Linked DNA regions of Homo sapiens: regions 1 and 2 are each linked to region 3. The links are chromatin loops, found by intact Hi-C in ENCODE. Cell type or tissue: CD4-positive, alpha-beta T cell. All regions are shown on one strand. Region 1 overlaps LINC02966 (long intergenic non-protein coding RNA 2966). Region 2 overlaps LINC02966 (long intergenic non-protein coding RNA 2966). Region 3 overlaps PSD4 (pleckstrin and Sec7 domain containing 4).

What was found. Peaks named below come from ENCODE experiments on the same cell type or tissue, not always from the same donor. Only the 100,000 strongest peaks of a DNase experiment are listed, where the experiment ranks them.
Region 1: a loop joins it to region 3, with 5 times the contacts of the local background. A loop is called at or near these places in 78 of 110 quality-filtered maps.
Region 2: a loop joins it to region 3, with 7 times the contacts of the local background. A loop is called at or near these places in 83 of 110 quality-filtered maps.

What each region holds. Positions count from the first base shown.
Region 1 is chr2:113,389,147-113,391,646 of GRCh38, forward strand. The region is part of intron 2 of LINC02966 (long intergenic non-protein coding RNA 2966); the gene reads left to right. Among named protein-coding and RNA genes, the nearest start is that of ZNG1B, 47 kb to the right of the region's middle. In CD4-positive, alpha-beta T cell, CTCF peaks have their summits at 1,334 (motif pointing left) and 1,541; a DNase peak (open chromatin) is centred at 1,335; H3K4me3 peaks cover 531 bases.
Region 2 is chr2:113,369,685-113,372,184 of GRCh38, forward strand. All of the region lies in intron 2 of LINC02966 (long intergenic non-protein coding RNA 2966), which reads left to right. It overlaps LOC107985936 (a long non-coding RNA gene), which reads right to left. Exons shown (of 2, transcript XR_001739651.2): 2 at 708-1,080. Among named protein-coding and RNA genes, the nearest start is that of LINC02966, 46 kb to the left of the region's middle. In CD4-positive, alpha-beta T cell, CTCF peaks have their summits at 1,013 (motif pointing left) and 1,215; a DNase peak (open chromatin) is centred at 1,017.
Region 3 is chr2:113,202,558-113,205,057 of GRCh38, forward strand. PSD4 (pleckstrin and Sec7 domain containing 4) reads left to right here. Exons shown (of 17, transcript NM_012455.3): 17 at 1-2,500. Among named protein-coding and RNA genes, the nearest start is that of PSD4, 30 kb to the left of the region's middle. RefSeq lists enhancers at 1,328-1,377, 1,718-1,767. In CD4-positive, alpha-beta T cell, CTCF peaks have their summits at 1,544 and 1,749; a DNase peak (open chromatin) is centred at 1,554; H3K27ac peaks cover 849 bases.

The DNA of each region.
Region 1 (2,500 bases), 190 kb after region 3:
AGAATAGAAAGCCCTTGTAGGACAAAGAAGATTGGGAGAAATGTGAAGTCTGGTGTGGACTCTGTCAGAAGGCAGAACTGAACCAATGGATGGACTTAGAGAGACTTCGGTTTCACATCAGGAATGATATCATAGTCAGAACTCACGACACACATAATAGGTTAGATGAGGGAGGAGGGAGTCCTTCATTGCAGGAGTTTTTAAGGTGAATACAAGAAATGGGAGGCATTCGGCCTGGCGCAGTGGCTCACGCCTGTTAATCCCAGCACTTTGGGAGGCCAAGGCGGGTGGATCACAAGGTCAGGAGTCGAGACCAGCCTGGTCAAGATGGTGAAACCCCATCTCCACTAAAATACAAAAATTAGCCGGGTGCGGTGACGGGCACCTGTAATCCCAGCTACTTGGGAGGCTGAGGCAGAAGAATCACTTGAACCCGGGAGGCAGAGGTTGCAGCAAGCCAAGTTTGAGCTACTGCACTCTAGCCTGGGTGACAGAGCAAGACTCCATCTAAAAAAAAAAAAAGAAATGGGAGGCACTGAGTTTCTGGCTCAGTTTGCTGATGCCAGAAACACAGAGATGACTGGTAAGTAAAATCCACTAGAAAGTGCATGACAGGTTTCTTTTTCCTTATATTTTTCTTTTTTAAATACAAAAGTAATACCAGTCCACTGAAAATTTGAAAAGTATATGGCATTAAAAAGAGAAAAATAACATCTGATAATCCAACAAGATAAACTCTCTAAAATTTCTTTTCTCTTTTTAAATGAATATGTTAAGCTTGAAATATAATTTTAAATTTATCTTGATGTTTTACTCAACAATGTAGAAGCATCTTTTATGTCATTATTTTAAGTCACAACCACTTTTAGTGATGATGATTAAAAGAACCATTTGCTTTTTCCTTACTGTCCCGTTTTTAGATTTTTGGCTAGTGTCTAATTTTTCCCTGTTATAAATAATGCTGAGATGAACAGAACATGTAGAGTTCTAATAATTTGCAAGTGAATAGCATATGAAAAACATGAGCAAAAATTTTGCAGTCATAATGACTCAACACAAGTTTTAAATAAATTACTTTCGTTTTGAGCATTCATTCTTAAATATGTTATAGGAAGTAAGTAAGAAGCATTCCTTACTCCTTATTTTGTTTATAAATTAGTGATGAATTGGAAAGGGTAGCTTGCCCCTGGAATTCTCTGATAAGCACAGGTGATGAGGAAAATGGAGAAATCCAAGAATTCCTTTGTCTTTCCTTAAAAGTAGTCAGCTTTAAGTGCAGGGCAGGCGTGCCCTCTAGCGGCCAAATAAAAAATAAAGAAATACAGGAAACCTTCAGCCACGTAACAATCGCACGTCCCCATCTAGTGGCTAACCTGTGTAAATGCAGTTTTTCTAATCACAATAGCGAATGTTACTTGATTTACATTTGTCTCATGAGGTGAAGAACTGGGAGGAATCTTTGAGATCACGTATTTCAACTTCCTCATTTGCAAAGGAAATAAAACAAGGTTTAGAATAGGAAAGTGACTTGCTCAAGTCCACAAAGACGTTACAAACTGAGCTTAGAATAGAACTCTGGTTTCCTGATGCCCTGATTAATGTTTCCTGCTGGCTCAGCCCTAATCCAGACGCTGCAACTATGTCTCTATTTTCCCCTCATCACACTCTTTGGACCTAGCGAGTGTGCATGTGTGTGTTTGTATGGAACTAGGAGGGTGGGCATTACAAGTCCTTCCTTGCGGCCAGGCGCTGTGGCCCAAGTCTATAATCCCAGCACTTTGGGAGGCCAAGGCGGGCGGATCACGAGGTCATGAGAGCGAGATCATCCAGGCCAACATGGTGAAACCCCGTCTCTACTAAAAATACAAAAATTAGCTGGGTGTGGTAGCACGCACCCGTAGTCCCAGCTACTCGGGAGGCTGAGGCAGGAGAATCGCTTGAACCCGGGAGGCGAGGTTGCAGTGAGCTGAGATCACTGCCACTGCACTCCAGCTTGGGCGACAGAGTGAGACTCCATCTCAAAAAAAAAAAAAAAAGTCCTTCCTTGCTAACAATATGAGCCTCATAGAAATAATTTGCTACCCTCAAATGTGCACCACGCAATTTCCCTAGCTACACCCTGTCTCCAACGTGCCCTTGTTCTGGGGCTGCCACACTCATAACCTGTTGCTGCAGACTTGCACAGTCTTTCCCATGGAGAATGAGCCCAGCATCACCTCAGCAGGGCTGCTGCTACTTTGTTTTTACTGGGACTGCAGAAGTGCTTCTCAGAGTCAGGATTTCTCAAAATTAGGTATGCATTTATTTCTCATACCTCTAGATACTGAAAATTTCATCGTGTAACTTCTTTTTTTAAAATTTATTATTATTATACTTTAAGTTTTAGGGTACTTGTGCACAATGTGCAGGTTAGTTACATATGTATACATGTGCCATGCTGGCGCGCTGCACCCACTAACTCGTCATCTAGCATTAGGTATATCTCCCAATGCTATCCCTC
Region 2 (2,500 bases), 170 kb after region 3:
ATTTTCTTTCTCCAAGTTGCTTGCTCTCTTCTTTATTCAGCATACTTCAACAGCATACTTCATTCAGCATACTTCAACAGCATACTACAGTTACCCTAACTTTTAATTGTTCAAACTACCAAATTTGAGCACTTTACTGCTTCATGTTTCAAATGTTCATTTTGTCTTCCCAGACACATGGGAAAAATCTATATAAAAAAAGGACTTTACCAATTTACTTTTATTTTTATTTTGAGATGGAGTCTTGCTCTGTTGCCCAGGCTGGAGCGCAGTGGCATGATCTCGGCTCACTGCAACCTCTGCCTCCTGGGTTCAGGCAATTCTCTGTCTCAGCCTCCCGAGTAGCTGGGATTACAGGCGCCCACCACCATGCCTGGCTAATTTTTTGTATTTTACAAAAAATACAAAAGACCTGGCCAGGCTGGTCTTGAACTCCTCACCTTGTGACCCACCCTCCTCGGCCTCCCAGAGTGCTGGGATTATAGGCGTGAACCACTGTGCCCAACCAACTTCACTAGTTTGTTATTATTAAAGCCCATTTGTGGTAAGGAGTGTCAAAGTTTGTTTATACTTAGTAGTTACTGATCAACTATTACACAACATGTTTGGGCATACAGTAATTGATCAATAAATATCAGTAAGCCAGAGGGTTCCAACTCTCCAGCCTTAGCTAACTTCCTCTTAAAACACGGGTTTTATCCTCATCGTCAAAAGTATTTCAAGCACTTTATTTCTGGAACATGTGGAATCTTTCCTTTTAAAGTATTTTGTAGCCAGTTGCAAAATGATGCTGATATTTTGGAAGAATATTAATGTGCCCATCATAAAGGGAGAATAGTTGAGGCTAGGTAGGGGAAATTTGAAGTCCCAGCTTCCTTGTCTGGCTTGATGGCTGGTCTTCTTAGCATGTGAGTTAATTAGACAGATATGGAAGGATGGAAAGCCAGAGGCGCCTCACGTTGACGATTTCTCTCCGAGTGCTCTCAGTGCGCAGCACAGAGGATCTCTCGATTGACTGGACGCATGCTCCCACCTTGTGGTGAGATTTGATATCCTCTGGTCTTTTTTCGTCTGTACATCCTGCTGGGGAAAATGCAACCATTTAGTCAGTGAATGTTTGCTGAGCTCCAGGTGTACTCCCAGGCAGTAGGTACTGGGATACAGACATGAAAGAACAGACAGAATTGTCCTCTTGAGGCTTACTTTACTGGATATGTGTGTGTGTGTTGGAGGGGAGGGGGATGTAAGATGGGCAATAAAAAATTTATACAGATAAAAAACAAAGTAATTTCAGATAGTGCGAAATACTATGACAATGAAGCAAAATGATGCAATGGAGTGACTGGGGAGGAGACCTGTTTCAGTTGGGGTAGCCTGGGATGTTTAAGCCCAGGCTGACTGATGCACAGAAGTCAGGCTTGCGATGGAAGTCACCAGGATAAGGGAGCAGAATGAAGGCCGGGGGGATGCCTCATGGTCTGCAATAGGAGAGTGCTTCCAGATGTGGAAGGAGAGGCAGACAGGGGCCAAGTCACAGACACTGCCTTCTAGGCCACTCCAGGTGCCATGGAAACCACTGAGAGGATTGAAGAAAAGGGACACTAGTTTGAAGTGCCTCGTGAAGCTCTTTGCATTTGTGTGTGGACTTTTCCTTAAACGCAACAAGCATGTGCAAAGGGCCATGCTTGGAGCTTCCCCAGAAATTGTGAGCAGAGACTCACACTGTATCACTGCACCTTAGAATCATCTGGGGAATTTTACAAAATCCTGTTGCCTGGGCCCTACTCATGAGCAGTTAAATCAGAAGAGCTGCAAATGAGGCCCAGGCCTCAGTGTTTTTTGTTTGTTTGTTTTTGTTTTTGTTTTTGAGACGGAGTCTCGCTCTGTCGCCCAGGCTGGAGTGCAGGGGCGTGATCTCAGTTCACTGCAAGCTCCACCTCCCGGGTTCACGCCATTCTCCTGCCTCAGCCTCCCGAGTAGCTGGAACTACAGGCTCCCGCCACCACAGCCGGCTAATTTTTTGTATTTTCAGTAGAGACTGGGTTTCACCGTGTTAGCCAGGATGATCTCGATCTCCTGACCTCGTAATCCAACCACCTCGGCCTCCCAAAGTGCTGGGATTACAGGCGTGAGCCACCGCGCCCAGCCGGGCCTCAGTGTTTTGTCCAATCTTTTCAAGTGATTCTAGGGCACCACCAGAGCAGAGAACTGCTATGTGTCAGGGAACCTCAGCCTCAGCTGAGGGTGGTCAGTGAGAAGCTGACTGTTAAGGCAAGGGCCCCCAGAGGGTCTGGGGTGAGGTTCTGAGACAGTGGACTTTGGTGTGTGGGGCAGATCATCACAATTATGGGCTACAAAGGGAGAAGGAGAAGAAAGCAGATTGCAGAGCCCTGGGTATGGATGAGAAAGAGCTGGCTGAGTCTGGACTCACTTGGCTGCATGATTGTATTTATGACAATGGAGGGAAGACAGCTGCAGAAAGGGCACAGATTGGAAGGGC
Region 3 (2,500 bases):
CCAGCTGGGCTTGTTCTCTGAGGGAGGTTCCGGAGACTCATGGACTTGGGGCTCTGCCTGTAGGAAGGAGGCTGGGCCGGAGGGACCAGCCACCATTGTCTCTGTTCAGCCAAGTGTGCAAGTAGGCTGCCCGCCAAGAGGGGGCCTCTGCTACCCGCTGCTGCCTGCCGGCTGACACACTGCCTCCCCAGCCTTCCTGCTAGGCCACCCTCCTCCCTTCCCATGCTTGTAACCAGCTCTGGGGCTTGCACCTCCACAAAGTAAGGTTGGCCCTTGGAGGCCATGTTTGGGTCTCCGGCCAGGGCCTAGGGCTAGGCCATGCACCCAATGGGTGCACAATAAATAACAGGTCAACAAAGAGGGAGGTGTGTCAGTGTGTGAGGAAGGGAGGTCAGGCAGCTAGGACCACCTGCAGTGTGGCAGGCTTCATCCCTCTTTGCTCCAAGTGTGTATGTGTGTCTGTGCATGTGTGTAGTGTCTGTGTCTGTGTGTTCATGCATATGCAGGAGTCACACGGTCATAGGCCATCAAAGCTGGAGGAGACCTCAGAATCATTCATTCACCTACTTGCTCATTTATTCATTCATTCATTTTGCAGATAATATGGGACGCTTTCTATGTGCCAGTACCAGGGGATTCACAAATGAATTAAACATGTCCCTGACTCCATGAGTTGACAATCTTGCCCACTGGTTTCCTGCTCTCAGTTTACAGAGGCACTTTTATCTTGCTGGGGAAGTGTGCTGAAAAGACACATTCCCAGCCCACACCCAGGGATGCTGATTCAGTCAGCCTGGGTCAGAGGGATAGATAAATATGTTTAAAGCTCCTTGGGTAATTCTGATGTGTAAGTAGCAGTTAGCTGCAGTAGAGTCCAATTGCCTCATTTGATTGAAGTGGAATCCCAGCATCAAGTGGACATGACTTTTGGCCCAAGACTGATGCTTACAAACTAAGTGGAGTAGGTTATTTGACCTCACTGAACATGCATCCTTTTTTTTTTTTTTTTTTTTTTTTTTTTTTGGAGACGGAGTTTCGCTCTTGTAACCCAGGCTGGAGTGCAATGGTGTGATCTTGGCTGACTGCAACCTCCACTGAATCAAGCGATTCTCCTGCCTCAGCCTCCCAAGTAGCTAGGATTACAGGCGTGTGCCACCACGCCCGGCTATTTTTTGTATTTTTAGTAGAGATGGGGTTTCGTCATGTTGGCTAGGCTGGTCTCGAACTCCTGACCTCAGGTAGTCTGCCTGCCTCGGCCCCCCAAAGTGCTGGGATTACAGGCGTGAACCACCACACCTGGCCTATGCATCCTTATTTCTAAAACCATGATAAAAGGTGAAAGTCTGAATGCATGTGTGTGTGACACTTTGATGCTCCTTTGCTCATGTAGAACCGGCACCTCTCTTTCACCTGAGCACGTGGAATCTTCAGAGCCAGATGATGGTGGCTGCCTGGCCTGCCATAGTCAATGCTGCCCAGGCACCTCTGCCTGGAGGGTCTGGGTTGTGGGCTGCAGTTATGACATGTGACCACTTGGAGGCAGGCTTGCATCTTTCTAGCTTCTGGCTGCTCAGGTGTCCTGCTGTGGAGCTGAGCTGTGCTCCCTGAAAGGCAGGAAGTTATTATGTGTGCCCCTGTGCCATCACCGAACCAGGACCTTCAACTTCGTAAAACCCACAGTGGCCTGGGCCAGGACTCCCACCATCTAGGGAAGCCTCTCCTAGGGAAAAGACTGGGGCTCTGACATCTTCCTGCAGATGGAGAGAAAGAAAGACATCTCAGAAGTCTATGGGGACAGCCTACAGCTCCCCACAGGGTTGCTCCAGGTAACGCTGGAAGGTGAAAGCTGAGCAGGCTCCAGTCCCCATCCTAGGTATGGAACAGATCAAACCACCACAGGCCTATGTCTGACCTTGTTCCCACCCCATGCTCCTCTCCCACCTGTGTCCTTCTCTTTGCAGGAGAAGGGACAGACAGAGGTTCTCAGTGATGAGCTCAGGCTCTGGAAGGGCACTTGAAGTTTGGCTTTAGTTCTTCCTTTCCCATATAGGGGAGCTCAGCTTCCAGGGTCCTGGGCCTGCTGTGACCCAGGTTGTTACTCCTGATATAACTGCTTCCTGGGCTCTCATGATCTCAGCTGAGCCTGGCTTTCTGCTGATGATATTTGTTTGTTGCTTGCCAGGCACCAGGGTAGATAAAAAGATCACCAAGACCCGCACCTTTTTCCTTAGGAGGGTCTGAGTCTTCAGGAGACGGAGACATATGGAATGTGTCGGGGTTGGAAGGAGCAGGACTGGAGGGTCGGGGTGAGGGGGGCAGAGGGAAACAGGGCCGTCAGGGTGGCCTGAGGCCAGATCATACAGGGTCTCCAATGCAGCCAAGGAGAGTGGCTTTTTGTGAATGTGCAGTGCAACTTTTTTTTTTTTTTGAGACAGAGTCTCGCTCTGTTGCCCAGGCTGGAGTGCAATGGTGCGATCTCAGCTCACTGCAACCTCCGCCT